Linked DNA regions of Homo sapiens: region 1 is linked to region 2. The links are chromatin loops, found by intact Hi-C in ENCODE. Cell type or tissue: IMR-90. All regions are shown on one strand. Links, peaks and the distances in the headings refer to the core of each region. The heading gives the core; the rest is flanking DNA.

Region 1 (4,711 bases), core at 294-4,293, 280 kb after region 2:
CATCACCCAGCTGAAGAGACCAGAGACATATCCAGGGATCCACTCCATTTCTAAATTCTCACTCCAGGGCCTCTGAAGACAGCTCAGGGCTGATCTGTATCAAGTCTGCCCATTCCCTATCCTAGATCCCAGTGCTTGCTAGGTTATCAGAACAATACTACACTGGGGAGGGAGGGCAGTGGGACTCCATTTTTATAATATACTCTATATCCATACCAGTACCACAAGTGTACTGGGCCTTCCAGGGGTCACAGGATTTCACTGGAGTATCCTGTACAGCACTAGACCTAGCAGTTGTTGTCTGTACGAAGGATGCTGTGATAAATCTGGAAAACATTACATACCATAGTCCTCTCTCAGATATTTGCAGTACATAATAGTACATACTAGACTCTGAAACATCCTATAGTGAAGAAATCTGTTGAATCCATTGTTTCACAAATGTATTTGTCTACAAGAAAAATCTTCAGACAAAACACTTGTTGACATCTTCCCTCCATAGATTGTGAGTTGGTTCCATGAGGTCAGGAACCATGCCATTTTGGTCATTTCTTTTCCTCAAGTGCTTAACATAGTATTTGATACTTTAATAAATATTTGACAAATTAATGAATATTGTATGGAAGTAGGGTCCCAAAGAACCAGCTTTGTAAAACTATATGATAAAAACATGGCATATCTATGGAACACCTCAAGTAAGAACAACCTCACTGAACTGGAAGATCACTTTGAATCTATTTAAATCCCAACATGTAAGGCAACATTAAAAATATGTTGGTATTTATTATTATCATATGTGGTCAGACAACTTCTTCTTTCCTCTCAAACTATCTTTTCTTAGTATCAAATAAATCTAACTAAATATTTCAAGATGTTTGGTGTCTAGATCCCTGATGCTTGAATTTGCTGTGTATGAGAACCTCTTGTGGGTATTATTGAAATTTCTGAGGCCCAGGGATTCAGTATTTCTAGAGCAGGGCCCAGGGCTCTACATTTTACACAAATAACCCAGGTCACTCTGTCATAGGGTTTTGGATGGAATGCACTCTCAGAAAAGCTGATCAAGAGATATTGTGGTAGAGGAGGCCTGAACTTGTTATCAGAGGCCTAGCTTTGAGTCTCAGCTCTGCATCCAGACTAGTTGTGCGGTCATGGGCAGTAATCTCTAAGCCTCACTTTCCTCTCTGTGGGATTCAAAATATGTTTCTTTACCTACCTACCTAGCTACCTACCTAGCTACCTACCCACCCACCCCGTAGCACCATGTAGGAAAAAAGTATCTATAAAACCCTGCCTTGAAGCCTAACAGATACTTAACACATGTTGTTCAATAAATCAATAAATTTGCAGTTATTTCAACATTCTATAATATTAAACAAATTATATCACGCCAAGTGGTACAGTGCAGAAAGGTTTTCTGCTGGTTATTTAGACATAGATAAAATGCCTGAACCAACTGTGCTGTATACACCCATGCCATAAGCCTGGCAAATCCCATAGTACACTTGGCCCATGTTTATGGAAATATTGTTGGCCAAATCATGGTGAGGGTCAAGCTATATGACATTGGTCACAACACATAGAATATTAAAATATTTCTTCTGCTTGGTACCAGATCTTCAAAAAGCAGACTCTTTAATCTTAAGTAGGCAAACAGCAGGAATTAACTTGGCTTGGTATAGACACACCTACAAAGGGAAGGTTCCTGCTAATCGAGTATCCTCATCAATAATAATTAACAATTGTTAAAAAATTAGAGTGCATTGGAATACATGTAATGATAATATGGTACTCTGCATATCCAATTATCTCTCCATTCAAGAGACCTTTCTGGAGCCCACAGTACTCAGGCTAATTGCTATGAACACTGCCCAACTGCATTGCATGAATACTTTGAAAGCATTAGACATTGGATTGATTGTTTCCCAAATTTGTGGCATATTCTGAAGCCTGCCTTTTGAAATAGATGTGATATTACTTATTATTTACCTTTTGTGCATAAAATAAGGAAATAAATTCTATAACTGAAAAATCTCTGCCTAAAAGATTAATTATTAGAGATTTCCAATTACGGGGTGTCAACTATACTCACGGTATATTGATTTATATCCATTTGCTTTTTGTGTTGGTGTTTCTTACTCTTCTGATTTTAAACACTTAATTGTAACTGCTTGTTCGAAGTCTCATTGCTCTGTGATTAATGCTAACAGCAAGAGAACTTTGCAAAGCTAAACTTGTGCCACAATGTTCATTTTCTATGTTTATTATTGCCTTTTGCTTATATGTTTTGGTTATAAGCTATTTTTCATGCCTGTGTCTTATGTTAGCAGTAACAAACGTGATTAATGACAGGACTTATGCAGGTAAACAGGTGAATAAATCATGCCAAGTTTGGTGACCCCATCAAAAGATGGCCTTGAAAACTCACCTCCAGCTGATGGTTGCCATAAGAGAATGCAGGAGAGCAGCCACAGCATTGCTAGACCTTCCAGTGTTTCAAGAGAAGTCTAATGCATAATAGGTACTCGATAAGTATTTGTTGATTCAATACAGAGATTCAGATTTTCATCTGAAATCCCTGGATTATTTTATTCTAAGCAACATAATGTGGTAAGTAACTGAGAACATGGACTCTTGAATCAGACTGCCTGACTTAAAAACCCAGCTCTGCCACTCATCAGCTGTATGACCTCGGGCAAGTTATAGAAAAACTCCCTGCCTCAGTTTTCTAACTTGTAAAATGGGGGAAAATAATAGTACCTACTTTGTGGAACTGTTTCAGTTAATTTTAAAATATTTTTAAAATCTTGGGAGAATATCTGGTAGAATGTAAGAGCTACGTTAAAAAGGAAACACACTAAAGCTTCCATTTTTTTAAATAAATATGTCTCATATGTAGAAAACATTTTCACATATGTTATTCCTTTTTGTCCCCACAATAATTATCAGATAAAGGTGTTATTCTGCAGATAAGGAAAGAGAATTTCCCTTGGGATCCCTCAGATGTTTTCAGGTGACAGCCACACATGTGCTCGCTGGCCACGCAAGAGCACTGTGCACAGGTACTTAGGCAGTATCCAGGGGTTTGCCCATTAGCACACTCCATAAAATGACAAATGCAGAAATTTGATCCAAGACCACTAGTGGACAAAATCGGAGGTCTCCAAACCAGTGTCCACCATAAGTCTTCTTACTCAATAACTAACTAATTAAAATAAAATGAAGATCTCATCCAAACCACTGCATTCGTTGTTTTCAATCAATAAATTAATTACCTAAAAGCAACCAATTTAAAACAATAAGCAAAGCCTTTACATTTAATAATGTCCATTGATATCCTTACTCTTTTATTAAGTTTTGTCTTAAAAATGTTTTGCAATGATTTAGTTTCTCTGCTCTCTGACTCCAAGAACTTTCTCTCAGTAACTTTACAAGCATGTCATCTGACTACTGTGGCCTATGTGTTAGAAACTGCTAAATTAGAAACACCCTGTCAACCTTTTGATTTTCCTGGTTATTGTTGGTTTAAGGCAGCTCCTTAATGTTATTTAAACAGAGGAGACTATTTGAAATTTCTTGGTAGATGAATTTGATAATGATAATTTAAAAAAAAATAACTACTGTCATCCTGAGATAAAAGATCTCATTCATAGGCTAGACACCTTATCTGAATAACTCAGGACTTCTTCGAAGAAAAAGGTCAGTGTAGCCCCACCTGTTTCCTTTTCTTGAACAGCAATAACTTTACATACTCCCTGATAATCTGCATTTGGTAAAGTTGATTGGGCATTAAAGAAGTGTCTTCTCTTTACTTGGGTTTTAAATTTTTGTTTTGTGTTATGTTTAATCTGAGTCTTTTCATGGATGTGTAATGTCTTTATTGTTAAAAATAACTACTGCTATCTCCTCAGGCGGAGGTAGGAGGATCACTTAAGCCCAGAAGTTGGAGACCAGCCTGGGCAACATAATGAGACCCCAGTCTCAAAAACATACTACTGGGAATTCATCAAAATTAAAAACTTCTATGAATAACAGAGCACTATCAACAAAGTGTTAAAAAAACCCACAGAATAAGAGAAAATACAAATATTTGCAAATCCTATATCTTAGGATTTAATATTCGGAATATATAAAGAACTCTTACAACTCAACAACAAAGAGACAAAAGTCCCAATTTAAAAATCGTCAAGACTCTGAATAGACATTTCTCCAAAGAGAATATACAAATGGTCAATAAGCACATGAAAATATACTTGGCATCATTAGTTACTAGGAAAATACAAATCGAAACAACAGTGAATTACCACTTACACCCACTAGTATGGCTATCAGAAATAAAAGGAAAATAAATGTTGATGAGGAATGGAGAAATTAAATCCCACATACATTTTTAATGGGAATGTAAAATTATGTAGCTGCTGTGGAAAGAAGTATGGTTGGTTCCTAAACAAAGTTGGACCCAAGAGAGCAGAAAACATATGTTTAAACAAAACTTTGTACACAGGTGTTCACAGCAGCATTATTCATAATAACCAAAAAGTGGAAGCAACCCAAATGCCTATCAGCTGATGAATGTGTAAACAAAAGGTGATATATCCATAATATTGAATACTATTCAGCGATAAAGAGGGATGAAGAACTGACTCATGTTACAATATGGATGAACCTTCATAACAAATGAAGTTATATGAAGATAATAAGAGAAAGAAGC
Region 2 (4,711 bases), core at 245-4,244:
ATTCTCCCAGTCGCTACTCTTAGGCTTAAGCTAACCTGGCAAACCTCTGGACTTAAAAAGCATCAGCTGGCAATAATAATGAACAGGACCCCACTTTCCTGGAAGAGTGATACACCCTCCACTCAGGATGTCTCCACTCCACTCCTCTTTGAGAGGAAGGGAAAGAAAGCTGCGTTTCTATTGCACCAAGAAGGAAATCGTCTACAGAAGGCTCCCAGTGTCTCTTGTCTTTCTTTCCTTTGTCACAGTAACCACTTAACCGTATTCATTCCTGATCGTAAAAATAATTTTCTAAAAACACAGTAGCAAATTTAAATCATGTAAAAAGAACAAAATTTAACCTATAAATCCCTAAATAACAACTTCATAGTTTGTTTCTTTTTGGTCTCTTCTCTTTGGACATCTTTACATGGTCAATATCGTACACTATATTTAGTTTTCCCCCACTTATTATATTGTGAAAATATTTCCACGTCTTTACGTATTCTTGATCACCATTTTGGACAGGAGAGCGTATTTCACTATAGGGATTTATTGCCATTTAGTTAACAATGCCCTATAAGAAATTACTAGGTTATTTTTACTTATAAACAAGGAAACAATAAACATATGTCTTTGTCTAGAGGAGTTGGCAAACTTTTCTGTAGAGGTCCGGATAGTCAGTATTTTAGGCTTTATGAGCCATATGGTCTCTGTTTCAACTACTCATTTCTGCTGTAGTTAGATACAATGAGTAGATAAATGGCTGTGACTACGTTCCGATAAAATTTTATTCACAAAAACAGGCACCGGACAGAATTTGGCCTGAGGGCAGCAGTTTGCCAACCCAACCCCTGGCCTAGATCTCTGATTGCTTTCTCAAGATGCATAAAAGTGTAATCACTAAGCCAAAGGGGTGAACATTTGTAACAGATACTGAAATATCTATTATTCATCTTAAATATTGTTGCATGCTTGATTTTTCACAATAACAAAGTCACTAATTTAGTTAACTTAGAGGAATCCTGACCCAATTAACATTCCTCAAAAAGGAGGAAAACTGAGGCCCAGATAAAGCTGAACCTGAATCTTCGGTTTTATTTGACATTCCCCTTATGTAGTTCTCTTTAAAGATAGTTTTTTGTATATATATTTATATATATAAAACTAATTCAGATGCAGAAAGCAAGTTTCCAGGAGTACTGCAACAGTGCAGTCACTAAACTAAGAAAAGACAATTTCTTGAATTCTCAGGGCTTTGATAACTCAACATTCCTTCCAGGTAAATAATTCAATGGCAGTCACCAGCAGGGTGACTACTGCTTTTTTAGTGTAAAATGAGTAAGATAAGAGGCTTGTTAATCATGTATTATGATTACTGCTTAGGCCACAAAGGAGAGTTGACAGTACCAGTTACAGTACATCAAGGTCTGCCGTGCACAATTTGTGCTACTAGGGCTCTATATTATTAAAGTTTGAAGATGTGTGAGGGTATAAATGACCCCTATCTAAAGTTTTCAAGTAATGTTTAGTATTTACACTATAAATCTGCTCTAACATGGCATTAAGTTGCAATTTTAGTTTTACTTAATAAACTATATAGGGGCAGACAACCTATTTGCTATCTTTATTCTCAACAGACAAAGAATTTAAATATGTTCTCAAGAGAGTTCAAAAGGTACCATGATTTAACTGGAGTAGAAAGGAAAGGGATACATTTTAATTCCCAAAATGATTTTCCTCGGGGGAGTATGAACGCTTTTTGCATTCTGTCATGGTTTCTTTTTAACTACACCAACACATCCTTTCTCGGCAACCAACCAGAGATGATGAGAGCCAGGATGAATCCCATGAGTCATTTTAGTCCAGGCTCCTGTGTCAGCAGAGCAGTTCTCATTATTCTTAAGCATATTGTCTCTCTCTAAACTGGGCATGTCCAGGTCTGTGATTCTACTATGATATGAATGGATATTAAACCCTGGGTGAACCTGCTCTTCATTCATGGCCTATTATCAAAGCATCATGACTGCTGAGCTGAGGGGTCCATGCCTAAATACAGACATTGGGCATCTGGTTGGCAAGAAACACAGTGGCGGTGGCTATGCCCTCTAACTCTCTAGTGTACAATAATATGTTCAGGGAGCAGAAGAGGGACACTCCATTCTTGTCTCCTGTGGCTAATGTTTTTTAATCATGAACAAATGCTGTTCCAAGATGTTGGTATAGGACAGCGTTTCTCGACCTCAGGATTATAAACATTTAGAGGCAGATAATTCTTTGTTGTGGGAGGCTGTCCTGTGCATTGTAGGATGTTTAGCAGCATCCATGGTTTTTGCCACCCACTTAGTGACAACCAAAAATGACTCCAGATATTGGCAAATGTCCCGTGGGGTAATGGTGGGAGGTGAAATCATCCTGACTGAGAAGGACCTAGAATGGCAACTCAAAGGCAGAAAGACATGTAAAAGTACACACTGCACTTGCCCATCTCCTCTGTCAAGTATGCTTCTGGGGTGGGAATGAAGAAAGCAATGCAGCCCTGGGAAGAGACACCAGAAAGACTGAGCCCTACATGGACATGTAAATTTTTCTCTACCTGAGGTTTAGAATGTCTGGCTTGTGCTCAGCAGTCATCACAAAGCTAGATATGAATTTCTTGGCTTTTTTTTTTTTTGACTCATTAGGTCGCCCTGCTCAAAATGATTTACACAGAGATAATTAAACTTAAGCCCTAAGGGCTAGTTAACTGTTTAGCAGTGTATACATTTCATATAACCATTTCCATACATCTAGTTTTAAATTCATTAACAAAAATTAATAGCTACCCAGTGCTCTACATTGCGCAGCATGTTGCTATGGTATGCTTGCTAAATTACCCCTTTCTATCACTCCTCCAGCGATCTCATAGACAGTTAAACTTTGCTATGCTGGAAATGTTGCCTACCAATTTGCAGCAAAGCTCATATTTACTATATTTAGTGTGAATAATTGACTGCACTTCGGAAAATATTTGTCTCTGTTTGGTGTGCCTCTGGAACATTCTATCAGCTTTAAAGAACAGTACATGCACTTTTTTCACTCTTTGAAGAATCACCGAGAAACATTTAATAGGTAATACTAGCGCTGGATATGCATTAGAAATATATGTTTTACTAATATTGTCCTTCATCTGAAAGTCCCTTAACTGCACTTAAATATCTTGTATTTTTTCCTCCTGGCGTATTTTATGAGGACGAAATGCCTTTCTGATATGAACTACCTATGACCCATTAAATAATTATCTTCTTATTTCTGAATACCAATATAAAAAGAAAAATGAGACAGTAAATCTCTTTTCTATAAACTTATTGCCACAATTATACATATTTTAGAATTTTTGGTAATTAAAATATATTTTCCATTAAAAAATAATCTCTAATCATTCTTCACCAATATTTACATTGTTCACTTCAGGTCTGAAAAGGAGTCAGGGTGAACTAATTCATTGTTTACACTCAGAATCCTAGGTGGCCCAAACCCATAAAGGTAGTACAATGCACTGTATCTTTCGTTCTTAGTACTTATCTTAATCTTAATAACTAGCCAGACAACTGACTCCAGAGTCTGGGGCTTATCAACTGGAATTCGTCACATGAACCCAACAGAAGACAAGAAATACATTATATAACAATGCTACACAAGTCATTATCTCTCGACATTTAAAGGTATGCATTCAAAAACTATGTAAGGCTTTTATATATTTATTTATTTATCTTTTGCTGAACTCAGATTCCACTAGTTTCTATTAAATTTGATAGCAAACGAACAGAAATGCCCTTGTTAGGTATTATCTGCAAACAGTTTACTACCAAGAGATCAAAAGGATTCGTCCTACTTCATTTCAGCATTGGCTACTGGGAACAATCTGCTTGAAAAACTTTCCTTGATACAGATTATATAGGAAACAGATTAATAAGAAAATAAAAAGACCCACGCTCCTCAAATATTGAAAAATGTCAACTACTTTAGTAGAAATTTCAGTATCTTCCCAATAGCACTTTTTCTGGATTCCTTTGAAGTAGCTTATACAAACAACAGTAATATTGAGCCATCTATACTACAGTTTTCCCAGACCATGTCTTGGGTTAAAAACAGGACATGACTCTTTCAACTATTCACATGGAAGGTATCTTCTTCAGCAGAAAGAAGTTTATGAACTCTCTTGTTTTAGTGAATGATTTATTGTAAATATTTCTAATTGCACTTTAAAATTTTCATTCTAAATAAATGGAGACTGAAAGGTGTAATGCACTTTATATACTTCTGCAAGATAAGATTTATTTCTTTTACCAGTTTTACAGAACATTTATTATGTCTATAATGAGCTAAATATTTTTACTGAGACTTCAAATAGAAATATATACACAATTTAAAATGTAGATAGCCAAACCATTGGCATCATCCAAATAAATATTTTCTTTAAAATCACTCCTTTTGAATTATTTCTTCAAAAGAAATGAATGGTGAAAATATTTGTTAAATGACAGCTGAATTTTTGCTTTCTACCAATGTTGTCAATATGAAGATACTTTCTAATAAATGCCACCTATTATGTTTCCTCTTCTCCAGAAGAAAACATCAATTCATTAGTTAAAGAACTCTTAGTATAAACATATTATTTTTGGTGTGAGTGACATTAAGTTTATTAACACTTGCATTGTTAAAAAGATGTAGTCACTATCCAACTCTCCAC

Evidence for each region. A loop is a pair of places that touch in the nucleus more often than their neighbours do. Peaks named below come from ENCODE experiments on the same cell type or tissue, not always from the same donor. Only the 100,000 strongest peaks of a DNase experiment are listed, where the experiment ranks them.
Region 1: a loop joins it to region 2, with 2.7 times the contacts of the local background. A loop is called at or near these places in 1 of 110 quality-filtered maps.

Annotation. Positions count from the first base shown.
Region 1 is chr1:217,124,989-217,129,699 of GRCh38, forward strand. It overlaps a transcript of ESRRG not described here. Among named protein-coding and RNA genes, the nearest start is that of ESRRG, 400 kb to the left of the region's middle. In IMR-90, for the core only: no CTCF peak of the experiment used is centred there; no DNase peak of the experiment used is centred there.
Region 2 is chr1:216,845,759-216,850,469 of GRCh38, forward strand. It overlaps a transcript of ESRRG not described here. Among named protein-coding and RNA genes, the nearest start is that of ESRRG, 120 kb to the left of the region's middle. In IMR-90, for the core only: no CTCF peak of the experiment used is centred there; a DNase peak (open chromatin) is centred at 1,823.